Regions from separate parts of the Homo sapiens genome. Here region 1 is linked to region 2. Evidence: chromatin loops called from intact Hi-C (ENCODE). Cell type or tissue: dorsolateral prefrontal cortex. All regions are shown on one strand.

The links. Peaks named below come from ENCODE experiments on the same cell type or tissue, not always from the same donor. Only the 100,000 strongest peaks of a DNase experiment are listed, where the experiment ranks them.
Region 1: a loop joins it to region 2, with 2.6 times the contacts of the local background. A loop is called at or near these places in 3 of 110 quality-filtered maps.

What each region holds. Positions count from the first base shown.
Region 1 is chr3:114,898,120-114,906,119 of GRCh38, forward strand. ZBTB20 (zinc finger and BTB domain containing 20) reads right to left here. Exons shown (of 12, transcript NM_001348800.3): 4 at 2,185-2,223. Among named protein-coding and RNA genes, the nearest start is that of ZBTB20-AS3, 29 kb to the left of the region's middle. In dorsolateral prefrontal cortex, no CTCF peak of the experiment used is centred here; no DNase peak of the experiment used is centred here; H3K4me3 peaks cover 1,452 bases; H3K27ac peaks cover 5,493 bases.
Region 2 is chr3:114,844,815-114,852,814 of GRCh38, forward strand. All of the region lies in intron 4 of ZBTB20 (zinc finger and BTB domain containing 20), which reads right to left. Among named protein-coding and RNA genes, the nearest start is that of ZBTB20-AS3, 24 kb to the right of the region's middle. In dorsolateral prefrontal cortex, no CTCF peak of the experiment used is centred here; DNase peaks (open chromatin) are centred at 3,557 and 4,015; H3K4me3 peaks cover 1,191 bases; H3K27ac peaks cover 6,752 bases.

The DNA of each region.
Region 1 (8,000 bases), 53 kb after region 2:
TTAACTGACCCAAAGGAATTAAACACACATTTTATTTTTGTGTTTTAGTGAGATAGAGATAGGGAGGGAGAAGCATAAGCCAGTGCTCAGGAAAGACGAGGCATTAACCATATAACATAGATTTGTTTATTTATGGGCTGCAAAGTATTTCCAAGGTGACAAGTAACTTAGCCATTAATGCCTCAGCCTTATGTGTATAATGGGAATAACATACAGACTTCTTGTAATAAGTAAAAGTTAGTTTAAAGCACATTGCAAATAGTGTTATTTCAATTATTCATTAAAATAGTCAAAAAGGATCAGTTCTTATACATTAATTTCTCATTTTAAGGACAGAATTTATCAGTATTCTCATATCTATGTAACTGGCAGTATGAGAACTAAAGGCCATCAAGACTTATCTAAACTGTATAACAAGTAATAAGATTTTAGGACACAATCCCTCTATTTCTAATACAACTCCAGAAATGTTTTATTCATAAATGCATTCATTCAACATTTACTGATCAACTACTATGTACAAGGCATTGTATAAGAGGCTGTGGCAATCCTCTACTTACCTTTGTACTGTGTTTCCTACTTCCAAAGAGGTTAAATTAATACCAAAGTGATTTGTTAAAAATACAAAAAAGGATTCCAAATGGGCCAATAAAAGGAAAAGACACACCAACTCTAAGACCAGATTTATGTTACTAAATACCGACGGAAACTCCTCAGCATTTAAAAGAATACATTAAGGAGAGTAATGCAAGTCATTTGGATGTTTTCAATATGAGAAATTTGAGCCTACTGAATAAATTAATTAAATATCTTTAATATTGAGTTGCAGCTTTTTATTGCATTTATAGAACTTTACCTATTAGTAAAATATACAATCTATAATAGCTTGTCTATATCAAAAATATAGATATCTGTCAGAAAACATACAAAGCCACAACTAAAATACATTTAATATCATTACCAGTAACATTTGTGAAAAAATACCAAGCATCTAGCATTTGTTAAATTAAAGAATAATATTCCATAAAATCTACATCTGGATTTTAGCCCCTCTTTTAGAATTACTATTTAATCTTCACTTTTTTTCTCTCTCACTTCTACCCCAACAGCAACAGAAACACATGCACAAATTAAGGAATTATCTTACAATATACCCTTAAATTTTCTGAATATGCCCCATGTGTCCACTAATAGCCAAATGCTTTCAAATCTGTTCAGCTAAATGGATCAATAACTACATCCAGCCTCACATAGTGGGGCTGCCAACACGGTGAAATTGAGCCAAACACAAAATGTCTCTACCAGGACAAAAATTATTATCAACCCAGTTATCTGAAGAGATCTACTCTCCCAGATATTCTTTCGAGAAGTTGGCATACACATTATCTAGGGCAGTCAACAGCTACTAAAAAAAAAATATTTGAGTCATAAAACAGAGGATTTAAAGAAAATATTCAGAAGCTAAAACCAGTGAGTTTTAGAATAAACCAATGTAACAGTTCAAGGTCTACATCAAGTAAGAATCTTTCAGAGTCAGAGTACACAAAACACGTAAGAGCACAAGCACACTGCTAACAAGCTTCTCTGTGCTCTCACTCATATGACACAGCTGCAAGCAACAATTGAGCAGGTGCAACCAAGCTTTTGAGAATTCCTGCCTGTTGCCCAGGAACCACAACACTGCATGGTTGAGATTTTAAACAGGTGCAAACATTTTTTTTTCCCATTCGTCTAGTGCTTGAGACAGTGGAGCAGACAGTACATCTGCAACCACTCCATACCTAAAGCAACCATCACAGAAAATAAACTCAAAAGCAGCAAAATAAAAAAAAGTTTAAATAAAACAATAATGGCAAAACTGTGGTTTTGCAATGGTCTGACCCCACATCACCGTTCACTTTAATAGTACAATTCCATAAAATAATCTCTTCACCAGATGAATGCTTTGTAATTAAAATTATTTGCCTTATCAAATCTTAGAAATGTTTACTTGATTCTTACAATAGAATAAAATAAAATATATGTATAAAATGTACTATCCTTTGAAGCTGTCATTATCTGTAAGTAATCAAGAATTAACATTTTTACATTATGAAATCTATAAGCAATTTTAATACATAAAAATATTATAACTTGTTAGTTAATATATAGATTTACATAGTTATAGGTAATTCATATACATACCTGTGCAGCTATGGGGCACAAACTTGCAATTCATCAATTCTGAAATGTAAAAGAAATATATAAGTAAAAATTAATTTACTAAGTTGGAACCAGTATTTATGTTGCAACAATTCCTGCAGAGAAGTAGGAAAAGTTTCAGTGCATAAAGAGGTAAATTATTTTTTATCAATATTTTCCCTATAGGATATTTCATATATCTGAAAATATATACACACACACACACACACACACACACACACACACACAGAGTCCCTTAGCAGTGTATCATAAGCACTAGCAAGGGACTCTGACTCACCATGGCCTCTGAAACTCAAATGCTTTCACTAGAGGACGAGGCAAACACTTTAAAATGATTTTTTTTTTTGGTATTCTTCCAAGACTATTGCCTTCCTAATACAAATATGACTGCTGCTCTCTAAAATGAAACTACTCAGATTCATCTGCACTCAGTTTGGATAGAATGTTGTTAAGGAAGAAAGGTGCTTTTGTAGAGCAGTCCACAAAAAAATGCATGAATAAATGAAAGTAAACTTTGAATGTTCGTTAACTTTGAGTTACAACAGCAAATAGAAATGAAATTGATTGCTACAAGAAGGAATGCTAACACCACGTCGGATATAATGCAAAATGCCTCAACTCAACACACTTTGACAAAACTGCCAGCGAAGTAGGTATTGATACAGAAGACTATGTAAGTCCACATTAAACAAAAGTAGCAGTTTACAATTAGACCTGAAAAACATTTGGATTTAGGTGGAAACTGTATTGCAACATACAGCCTGGGAACTACTGGTACTCTTAAAAATATTTCCTAGTTCTAGCCAGGAGTGGTGGCTCACGCCTGTAATCCCAGCACTATGGGAGGCTGAGGTGGGCTGATCACCTGAGGTCAGGAGTTCGAGACTAGCCCGAGATTACGCTATTGCACTCCAGCCTGGGTGACAAGAGAGAGGCTCCATCTCAAAAAAAAAAAAAATTCTTTTTGAAAGCAAACGGACATGTTTAATTTATATAGTTCTTCTGAGCACAGTCGATTACAGCAACACATTATAGTCAGTAAGTCCACTTTATAATACTGCTTAAAAGTATATAGAGGTAATAATTTTGATGATGGCTCAATAAAACAACATCTTCGTATATTCTGATGGGAATGTGGATTACAAAAGACTTTCTAGAAACCCACTGAGTACTATGTATCAAGAACCCAAAGTTCAATATTTTTACTCAGTAATTTTAGTCCCAGGAATCAAATGTAATAGAAAACCAACAGAAATTTATGTAAAAAAGATAATTTTTATGACAGTAAAAAACTATAAGCAACCTAAATATCTAATAGAAAAATAATTAAATAAAGCATAGCACATCTATATAAAGGAATATTTGGCAAAATTTAACAAGGTACTTTAAAGAATATTTTAAATTTTACGGAAAAATGCAAATTTATAGTATTATGATGCTAAAATATTATATAAACATGTAGACTACCAATTACATGGACAGTATGAAATTATGTGAATAAGAAAAAACAAAGAACAAAACAAAGAATTAAGAGTGATTATATCTGGATAATAAGACTTTGGATGATTTTAATTTTTTCTTTTTACTTTCATATATAGTTAATTATCTACAATAAGCATGACTTTTATAATAGGAAAAAATAATAGTAGGTAGGGTAGGGGTAAAAGGAAAAAGTTATAAAATGCTATATTGAATTCATAAATGTAACCTTCCTAAGAGAAATAAATTAATTCAGTCACAAATAAAACCCAGTAACTGTGCCTACAGTGAGAAACACCCTCACTGCTTCCTCAAAGGGGCATAGCCAGGGTCTTTTTTATCCCAGTGCTTTGGAATCTACACAAGTAATTCAATAACACATTTTTAAATCATCTTAGTAAAACTTCTTTACTTATTATGCAGAGTGAAATGATGGCAAGAATAATTTAGGACTTCAAATCTCTTCAACCTAGCACAGCCTAACTTATTCACTAATTCAATCACATTCAGTGAGCATCTACTGCCTGCATGGTGCTGTGTTTGGCACTGCAACGTGCTAACAGATAAATTAGGACACACCTTACCCTCATTGAGCTAACAATTTAAAAACACTAAAAAATGTTTAGACACAGCTCACATGAAGAAGTAAACACAATACAGTTCAAAGCATTTGTGACAGATTTGGTACATTTTAAAGCAAGAAAACATACACTAGGTTTATTTTTTATATTTCTGAGCAAACACCTATCTTTAGGTAACAATAAAAAGTCATGTGTATTAGTATCACTTATTAATGCACTAGCAAATTAAGTATTTAAGTTTTTTCCTTATGTGATCTATTTTTTGTTAATGGACAGTTACATAATAGGAGATTAAGTATGAAGGAATAGTGACCCAATCTGGAATGCAGATGTGTAAGATTGTCTCAGTTTATCTGAGGCCACATAAAACACATGCACAATTATTAACAGGCTGCAGTTATTTATTGGAAACCAAAGCAAATAAGTTAGTTACTGGTTAATCCTGCTAAAAGACACTGTTATGACAACACCACCAGGGAAAGAAAAGAAGATAGAGCAAACCACTTTTGTTATGCAGATAAAATGATTCAGCATAGAGATTCTCTCAATAGCAGTTCAGTTTCCTGCTGGCCTGTAAACATAATCAGCAATGCCCTTCTGAGGCCAGTGCTGCAGGATTATTCCAATGTGAGGTCAATGGGGTCAATCTGTGTGAAGTGGTGACAAACACTAAGAGAAGGTAAGAAGCTATTTGTGTGATCAGTGATCCATAGACTGGGGCTCAGAGTTCTGGGAAGCAGTAGAGTTATGAGGTAGGGTGGTAGTTAAGCACTTAGCTTTTGCCATCAAACAAACCTGGAATCAAATTCCAGCTCCCCATCTTTAGTTCTGTGATCCTAAGCAATTTAAATTTTCTGTCTGTAAAATGGTGATCATGTTACTCACCCTACGAGGTTGTCTATGCAGGTTATATGTTATAGCCATATAAAGGAACTAGCACAGTGCCAGCCATGAGGTAAGCATTTGATAAAAGGGAACTGTTAGTACTATCATAGTTGTATGAAAAGGGAAAGCATGTCTGTCCCTTTAAGCTAAGGAACTAAGCTAGGCAAGGAGTAAGGAGATAAAGAAGGCTTGTTGAAGACATCACCCTACAGTCCAGCAGCTCATCCAAAAGCCAGTCATGTGCTTGATGTTCACAGAACATTTCTGAATCAGGCAACACTGCAACAATAGTAATAGCCACAATAACAATTCTAACCAGCACTTTTAAGCTCCATTCCTATGACTGAAAAGAAAGGCAGTAAAGTCTAAATAATACGTGCAGCAACACTGCCGAACTTCTCTGGGTGAAAAATGAAGGATCACTTTCCACATTTAACTGAAACAATCAGGAAAAGGAAAATAAGGACAAAATGAATATAATTACTCAACTGGAATTGGACCAAGGTGCCGTGTAATGGTCTTAGCAATCACATGTAGGCACTTATCACCTTTTTATGTATTCTAAGGAGATCCTGCAGATGACCAGAGCCTTATATATGAGGTTTGCAACTCTAAGTAAAAAAAAACGTTAGAGTCAGTTTTTTTCTTATGGCTGGGAAGACAGAAATGGATGCATACTGATGTTGTTCTAGTCCTTATTTGTGTTTTGATTTAAAGGACAGCACAGATCCTGAGTTGTTAAGTGGCGTGTCTTCAGATTCCCACACAGTTCATGTAATTGCTAGAGTTGTTTCACTCGCATTGGGTGAAGTTACTATTAGCACCATTCCAGATGCAGATATACTATAGAGTGTTTGTTTGTTTGTTTGTTTGTTTGAAGTTCTTTTTACTTCTAGGTTGGCATAGCTGTGTTCTCCAGTGGGATAGGTCCAATTCTATGTTACAGAATACAGAAATAGTTCATCTTCCCTTCATACTAGTTGGGCCTGGCTAGAGATGCCCCTTAAGCCATTAATAAATCTACTTGCTAATTCACTTAGAGTACTAACAAGGATCTCACCTGGGCCTGTGGGTACAACCACTCCATAGAAGAGCTCTAAACCTAAATTTAAACAAAAAGAATTTCACCCATGACTGAGGAAGCATCCACAGGACTATTTTACATGCTTTACATTTAAATTTGATATTTTGAGAGAAGACTATGTAATTCAAAATAATTTTATTTTATTTAATATGTATTTAGTCCTTCTGGACCCACTACAGAGCTGGATGTTGTATCATTATTATATGGTTATTATAAAATGTACACTTTACTCATCAATAAAGCCAATTTTACTTTTGAAAATTGAGGTACCTGGCTTCTGTGGTTTCTCTCAACAGAAAGTCCTATGAAGAGTAAGAACTATAAATTGTCAAGTAGACTTGAAAAACTTATGCTTATTTTGTAAATTACTGAGCTAGGTCTGGCCCTTCATTTTGAAAAGCTATCTGCCTATAAGAAAGAGGAAGTATGAGGAGCACAGTTATCTATTAATCAACACTGTGAACTGGAAACAGATAAAGTGCAATAAAGAAGGAAAAGGAAATCATATGGTAAACACCGTTAACCCAACGGCACAGTTGATCTGTCTAGACCTTAGGTCAGATAAGCTGTAATAAAGCTATAAAATCCACGAAAAACTAAAGCTTATTTACAAAAACTGCAAAATTTGAATTTTCTATAATTAATGCCACTTAAAATGAAAGAATTTAATATCAAATTTCATGTATAAACATGATAAATTTGAACTCTCAAGTAGAAACCTCATCTACAATACACTAAGTGTTAATAATTCTAATTGTCCTATAATCCACACTTCACAGCATATTCTAGAGAAAATAGCTGTTGGGTTTTTATGACTTAACTTAAACTTCACAACTTTTAAAATAAAAGTTTAAGAGCTAATTTAAAAATGTATTTAAGAACCTAAAATTTAGAAAATATTAAAAATTATATTTTCAAAATATCCTCAACTTGAAGTTATGGCTATTGAAATCAATGATTTATTCTCAGAAAATGTGAAAATTTTACTGGCCTGCTTGTATACATCCCTGGGGTCTTAGTTTAGATATTATCTCCTCCAGAATCTGATATCCTGTGTCTAATCCTGTCATAATAATCATTTTATTGCACTGGAATTGTCTTTTACATAAGACTGTAAACTTGGGGACCAGCATTTGTATCTTATTCACCATTACATCTGTAGTTTTTACTTAGCACAGTACATAATGTGTGGTAGGTAGGTCTTAAATATTGGCTAAAGGAATGTTGCATGAATTGTGTTAGCTTGTATTCTTGATGATTAAGAAAATTCACACTGCATAAAAAATTAAGGAATCACATTCGTAAACAAGTTATTCCCAATCTTTAAAGGACTAATCTTCCAATCTATTTTCTTGTGCTTTTTCTACCTATTTTTCCTCTTAATCAGTACAAACTTAAAATATGAGAATTTGAGTCTCAAATGTTAACACCAGGTTAGAAAGCCTCGTTAGTTTGGCCCCACATTGGACAAGAATGAGTTGTCCAAATCCTACCTGTTAACAGATACTCGGTATGGAAGAAACTGTTACACAGAGTTCACTGAAAGAGTTCTGCAGTTCCTAACCAATTATGTGGTTCTTATACTTTCTCTAAAAAACTTCTTCTAGCTATAGTTCCTGAGACAGATACCTCCACTATTTTATTCTTTTGTGGCATATATGACAGTTTAAATTATTGGGGTGATTATTGGCTTATGTGTTTATTATCTCTTTCTTTCCCACTAGATTGTATACTCCATAGAGGCCACACTACTTTATTCACTACTCTAT
Region 2 (8,000 bases):
TGAGCATCATTTCATGTGCTCATCATATACCATCTTTTTCTTTTTCTTTTTTTTTTTTTTTTGGTGAAGTGCCTGATCAAATCTTTGCCCATTTAAATAATATGTTGTATATTATTGAGTTTTCGAAGTTCTTTGTATTTTCTGGATATAAGTTCTTTATCAGATATATTCTTTGCAAATATTTTCTTACAGTCTGTGGCTTACCTTTTCATTTTCTTAATAATGTTTTCAAAGTGCAGAATTTTTTAATTTTCATGAAATCTAATTTATCAACTTATTCTTTTATGGGTCATTCATAAATGAATTGTGCACTAATCATCTCCTAACATACTACATGAGTTACTTATCTTTTCACTGATGGATCCCAAGTGGCTAGTAAAGTACTGAATACACATTAGGTATCAATAAACATCTGATGGATAAATTAAAATTTCAAATAGTGAAAGCAAAATTATAGAAACTTAGTTCATTGGCAGCACAGAAAATAAAATAGCCTCTAGTGCAAAGCCATATTCAATTTTTTGTTATCTGATCTAGTATGAAGTTTGATCGATACAAGGACCCAAATTTATTAAATCTTGTTAAAGAACCTGATGCTCTCTCTCTAGAGACAATCCTTTCTTCCCCAAAATAGAAATGTGAAATTCCATAGAACTTAAATGTAAAGCAGTAAGTCCCCTACCCACCTCTGTGCCTCACCTCGCCCGTGACTCAAGTGCTATATGAACCCCTGCAAATAAATCAAGGCTGCTGAATTCTCAAAAGCTCTAATTGTGCCAATTGTAAATAAGCCTCAGGATGAATTTCAACCAGCAGTGTCCCCAAAACCATTATCTGCAACTATAATCCATTACTTTTCTTTCATAATTAATTTTTCTAATAGGTCAGTACTATTTGTTTTGTTTAAGCGCTATTCCAGCAATCCCATTTTACCAACAACCAATGTCAATTGTAATTATATACATATTTTCTATTATATACAACAAATACATTCTTATATTATGCGAAACACTAAATTGGGCAGTGATTTTTTAATGAGTAATAAGGTAATATGCTACATTGGTGCTCAACTGCACTTGTCTTGACCATATGAATTAAGAGTCTAGTGGAAATTTATAAGCACCTTGAGGACTTCCAGGTATGTGGGTGCTTAAATAGGTACTCAAAAGATGCTGCTTATTTTCATAGATTTTAATGTCTAAATCACTGGGAACAATGACAATTACCAGAGATATAGATAGGTGGTTAGATAAACACACAAGAGATATGTATGTTAGAGACATACACATTATAGAGAGTATAATAGGGTTGTATACACACCTACATATACCTATATAATGTGTGTGTCTGTGTGTTTGTATGCATGTGTATGAAATCAAAATGCAATTCACTGGAACACTGAAGACAAAGCGGTCAAGCAGCTGAGAGAATTCACCATACTGATGAGCTTTCCTCCTCAGAGAGCTTGCTCCTCAGGCCCTCACTCAAAGGCTCTTTATTCTTTTTAGATACAATTCTAAAGAGTTTGATATCTACTTTTCCATCCACAACAGACTAAATGCTGAAAACTCGAGAGCATAGGTGAGCTTGTGTTTGATGCTAGCTGCAAGCAGCCTGACACAGGGAGAAATGAGAGCTCTCCTAGAGCCAATCTGGGGAGTGTCCTGGTGAGGGCACTGAGACCTGCTAGTTAGGAGGAGGCCTAGTGCAAACAGGCAAAATTGCTTGGATGAAGGGTAATCAATCTGAGCCTAGTTCTTTTGGATGAAACCTTTGAGAACTCAATGACAAGAGGATATGGATCCAACAGGAGACTAGTAGAGAATACAAATTCATTATTTTGCTATACAATGCTAGTTGCATTTTAAACAATTGTTTCTCTATGAATTTTACTACCAGGCTTTTCTGAACCATTCTGTGTGAATTCAATACTGCCTGGATTTTTAAAACCACTTCTGACACTATAAACCAGAGAAATCTTTCTTAAAAGATAATAAGAAGATGGGGCCTTGCATTTCTCATAAAAGGAAAATGACTCCACCATAAGTGTATTCATTACACACTGTTGAGGCATGAATTCAGGGAAAATTAGACTGAATATGAGATTACCATCCTAACTTTCTGAAACACTCCCAGCGCTGTCACCAGAGTTCTTACTTCAAATATTTACTCTTGATCTAAAAATATCTTAGTCCAAGAAACGGAATGATTACTCCACAGTTAAAGTATATTTAGTGATCTGAGAGAGGAGAAGTTTCATTTCACTCAAGCAAATGGTTTTAGTACCACAACCAATTAATAGCTTCATCATGTGTGAGCCATGATTATAAAGGAATCGGACTAATTTTTTAAACAAATCTATAGGCTTCTCACAAGGGCTATTTTTCACAATGGTCACCTTGGAAGAAAGTCACTCCAGGGATACCGTCATTACTTCAGATTTGGGACCTTACCTTTAGAATTGGTTCATGAGAAAAAAAAAAAAAGAAACACTACATGCTTCATAGTTACCCTCCCCACCTAACACTACATATCCCTGATCACCAACTTTGAATATGCCTCATTTACACTGATCAACCAAAAGCCTCCTGGAAATGGTAACACGGCCTATTTATCCTGGGCTTTACTGGGAGGGTGGGGGATGAAGAGGGTTTATAGGAATTAAGAGAGTCTATTTTTAATTATTTCATCTGTGAAACATATGAAATTCCTTTGGCCAAAAATGCAATATAAAACTCAGATTATCAAGGGCCTTTTCGTGGGACCAGTGAAATGGAGAAAAAAGTCTCCATGACAAAATAGAGGACTTTTGGGAATCCTTTTTTTTCTGAGGTTTGCATGTGTGTGTTTCTAGCTTGGCTCTCACCTGAACTGCTCTTTCATAATCTACTGTAGTCATTGGGTACCTGGAATCTGGGAAAACTCCAACCTTACTCCAGCACTTGTGCAATAACACAGTAAGGCACATGGAGTCAAGTTTAAGCACTTAGTCCAGGGTTCTTTGCACCCTGTGGGCCTTCAGTAAGCACTTGTTGATTGACTGAATGCGTGGCTCACTATCAATGTGAATTAACTATATACATACTGCATTAAAATCCAACAACCCAAATACTTTCTAGCTTTCAGGAAGTAATGCATCTAATTGACAGAACCACTCTTATGCCTCCTAATCCCCACTTCCTACAAACCAGCTCAAAGGAAGAGAGAGAATTTGAAGAAACAAAAATGAACATAAGAAAAACAATTAGCTGATGCACTCTGCAAAGCCTGTAATATTATCTAGAATGACAGCATAGCCATTGTTCGTGCTGCCAGAGCCCCGCGTGTTTGCTAGCTCACCCGAGGTCCTGAGAGAATAATAAACTAAGCAGATTAGATGTAGACTGATGCCTCCATGCCACCACCAACTCACACAACACACACACTGTTCTGAGTGTCTGAACACATGCGGGCAGGTAAACCCAGAAAATGGGCACTCCATGTTGGCAGGAGGGGAAGAGGCTGCCAACAAACAGGGCCTGTTTATTATTTAACAGTTGGTACTGCTAGAGGCCTGGCACCGCTATAGAGCACTCTCTGTTTCAGTGCAAGTCAGCCTGATTATGAGAGCGTGTGAGCCAAATCATGTTTACCATAGTCTGTGAGAACCTCTGTGCCCCCAACAGACATGGAAATTCTTACAATAGCTCTCGTCCAAACAGAGAAAAATCACTCCTGAGATGGAGGTAAAGGGCCCCACGTGCTTAAATTTTGTCTGATCAGCTGGCTCAGTGTCTCTACATGTAGTTGTTTTTTCCCTGCTCAAGACAAGTCATTCCTCTCTAATGATACAGTTTCTAATCCTCTGCCTTTGGTTACTTTACTTTGGGACCTAAATCAACCAAATACTATGTCAATCACCCATCTACTAATATTGCTTATGCTGTCCTGCACGCTTTGGCTTTTCAGCAAAAGAATCTGCTGCCCAGGGCGGCTACCTCCTGCTTCTCCTTCGCCAGGGCTGCCTCTGCAGTAAGTCTCCTCTCTGCCAATGTGGGCCACAGGTGGATGCCTTCCTACAAATCCAATCAGCAGGATAATGTGCTACTATCACAAGAGTGGACCTTAATGACAAAGAGCCCTGCTTAGATGGTCACCCCATTAACTTTGATTTGATTATTCTGCCCCAGCAGAACACTTGGCTTCACAACCACAGATGGCAACAGTCCAACATAAAACCTGTAGACAGAGTAGTCATGTTGGGTTCATACATTTTCAAAATATTAAATTTCATGTAAAAATATAAACATGGTAAGTATTGAGAGAGTCCCTGGTTCCCTAGGAAAGCACTGTTTTCTTTTCTTTTTTCTTTTTTTTAACAAACCAAGGTCAGAGCACTGAGACAATTGTGCTAACTAGGCAACAGGGATAATCTAATCATTTCTTTTGAAATTCAACATAAATCAACATTTCTTTTAAGTGTAAGAACCTGGCTTTTATCTTCCATATACAACCAAGGCAATCTTTGATACTTTATGTGACTCTATTCTATACAACTGTTTTTAAATTCAAGATAAAATTGGCTCTATATAAGCTAGTTCAATATTTTGAAATTTAATTGTAACTTGGATACACTTCCTCTGTGACCATGAGTAAATCATTAAAATGCTTTCTACCAATGAGAATAAAGGCATAGCAAACTATAAGTCTTACCTGAAACTGTATGCAGTGATTGTTTTGTGTTTTGTTTTCTAATTGACAGTTGATATTTATACACTAAATTATCAAACTACTATTTGTTTTTAATTAATTCCTCAACTTTGCCACTCAAGGAAAATGATATATGCTTTGTATTGTTAAGTAAATACATAATTTTATACTTATCATGTTATTATGGTTTTCAAAGAAAGTAGTTGTCCCTAGGTCACAGATTATATACACATGCATAGCAAAAAGACTTTACAAAAACAAGGAAAATATGAAAAAATAATTGCCTAGCTTGGATCAAGTTAACCCCTGGTTTAATTTAATCATCTCCTCTACTGAGGATCTGATAAGAGATTCTTAATAACAGCCCCAAATTAAGGCAATAGAATCAGGAAATCTTTTTTTTTTTTTTTTTTTGAGATGGAGTCTTGCTCTGCTGCCCAGGTTGGAGTGCAATGGCGCAATCTCGGCTCACTGCAACCTCCACCTCCTGGATTCAAGCTGTTTTCCTGCCTCAGCCTCCTGAGTAGCTGGGACTACAGGTGCCCGCCACCACGCCTGGCTAATTTTTGTATTTTTAGTAGAGACGAGGTTTCACCATGTTGGCCAGGCTGGTGTTGAATTCCTGACCTCGAGTGATCCGCCTGCCTCAGCCTCCCAAAGTGCTGGGATTACAGGTGTGAGCCACTGCGCCCGGCCAAAATCAGGAAATCTTTCCCAAAACATCCTGTATATAGCAACACTCATAACTACTACTTTATGGCAGAATAATGGACCCGATTACAGGTTCACATGGAAAAAGTTGATATTTCAGCCACGACCAAAATATAAACAGGATTTTTCATAGGGAGTAGATGGTGTGTTCATAGCGAGATAGGTGGTGTGTTCATCTCTGTGCTGAGATACTTCATCTTAACTAGTAAGAAACATAGTAATCCCTCACATTCATTAAGAGGTATGCTGTAAGAGCTTAATATGTATACACCCATTTAACCTTCATAACAACCTTTATTTTTTAGTGACTACTATTTACAGTGATTACTATTATTTTCTCCATTTTACAGACGAGGAAACTAAAGCACAGAGTGGTTAAGTAACTTACCCAAGGCCCTGCATTATGTAAATAAAGGGGCTAAAATTTGAACTAAGGTGGTCTGGCTCCAGAGTCAAAGTGTAATCACTGTGTTCTGCTTCTCATAATAACGATCACTCTTTCTGAAGCTTGTGTTCAATTTAAAACTGTATATTCCCTGAGGCTGTAGAATGTTAGAGCTGAAGTAATTTAAAATGATCTAACCCATGGCCTAAAGCTCCAGGTGGAGAGAGGATGTTTGGGAAGACTGTGTAGCCTCAAAATTTTGTGGATAGGCACACTTTTCTGGGAAAAGAAATGAGCCACTCATCTAGTCTAAATGTCTCAGTTGAGGGATTAAAAAAAATAAAGCCACAAAGCAATGGCTGTAAATGCTGCATATTTTAAGGAAGCAATATAAAAAGAACCAAGCCCAGAAACCAGGGCTGTTTTCATTATCCTGTCTACCCAAACTCTCTTAGGTGGCTCCCTTAAAGCCAGAAGAAATCTGTGTGAGGGATGCCGAGTCAGCCTGTTTCTCTACTTGGCTCCACATGACTCAGTAAAGCAAATCAATGAGACAAGATATCTACTCATGCAAGAAAAAACAGAAATCTAGTGTGATGTTTTCTTGACTATTCAATGCTAATGGAAAAAAGTTGGTAACACATTTAAGAGGTAAGAAGAAATAAAATTGTCTCTTTACAAAGTTGACTGATTTATTCATTTAGTAGATACACACACAGGTATACACACATACACACAATTTATTTATTTTAGTGGTAGCCCAGAAACTTTCTGAATTTCTTTTGTATTTCTCTTGAGTCTTTTCCTGTAATTTATATTTACTTAAAATTTATCCCTTATGTTCAAATTTTTCACATATATATATAAAGTATTCATTATAATCATTTTAATTTCCTCCATTTCTCTGGTTATTTCCCCATTGTATTTCCAATTTTGTGCATTTGTGGGATTTCTCATTTAGTAATTAAATCATGTGATATTGGTTTGTTTATTGTTCTGTTATTCTCTTTGAAAAAACCAACTCTTTGATTTATTAGTGTGTCTCTTTTTTATTTTCTAATTCCTTAACTTCTGACTTTATTTTTTTAATCAATTCCTTGTTTCTACTTTGCAGATTTGTTTTTTGTTCTTTTAACCAACTTCATGAGATGAATGGTAATACGTTTATAATTATTTTCTTTCCTGTAATAGTCATGTTTAAAGATATGGATATTCCTCCGAACACTGTTTTATCTATATCTATACATACTTATTTTCTGTAAATTCTGTAATGCCTCTTAAGCAAAAAATTAATTTTAAAAAGTTATTGGTCTTTTTTCTTATCAATTCGCAGGAGCTCTTATTTTTTGGAGATACTATTTTTGTCTGAGATACGAGTTGCCAATCAAAATGATCACTTTTTCATATCATGTAAAAACTGTTTTTTAAATTTTTATTTGCTTGATTTTTCTTATTCACAATTGTGGTAATATCAGTAGAAGTTCTTCTCCTTCCTCTCCCAGCTTTTTGCTTCCTATATGGTTTTTGGTCCCATTAGAGTTTTATTTTCTTCTTCTACTTCCTTCTTGTTCTCTCACAGACAATTTTATTTCTCCTTATTTGTCTTATCACTTATTCAATCCTGTTTATCTAGTTTTTGAACTTTCATTTTATTTTATTTTATTTTATTTATTTTATTTTTTGAGACAGAGTCTTGCTCTGTTGCCCTAGCTGGAGTGCAGTGGTACAATCTCGGCTCACTGCAACCTCCACCTCCCAGCTTCAAGTGATTCTCCTGCCTCAGTCTACCGAGTGGCTGGGATTACAGGCGCCCACCACCATGCCCGGCTAATTTTTGTATTTTTAGTAGAGAGGGGGTTTCACCATGCTGGCCAGGCTGGTCTCAAACTCCCGACCTCAGCTGATCCACCCGCCGCAGCCTCCCAAACTGCTGAGATTACAGGTGTGAGCCACACCGTACCTGGCCTTGACCTTTTATTTTAAGGAGGCCACAATGTCTTCTATTTATTTGCTAGTATGGAAAATAGATATTATTTTCTTGTATAATTCTTCTTGTGGTATATGTTTTGATCTGGTTTCTTTGTATTGCTTTTGTTTTTGTTTAAAGCTATTAGCTTTGCTTAGCTGATAGCTAAATCTGGGTCCAATGCAGGTTCCTTTCTGATTAGTTTTCATTTTTCACTGAGTTAATTCTATCAGCTGTTTGCTGCAGGAA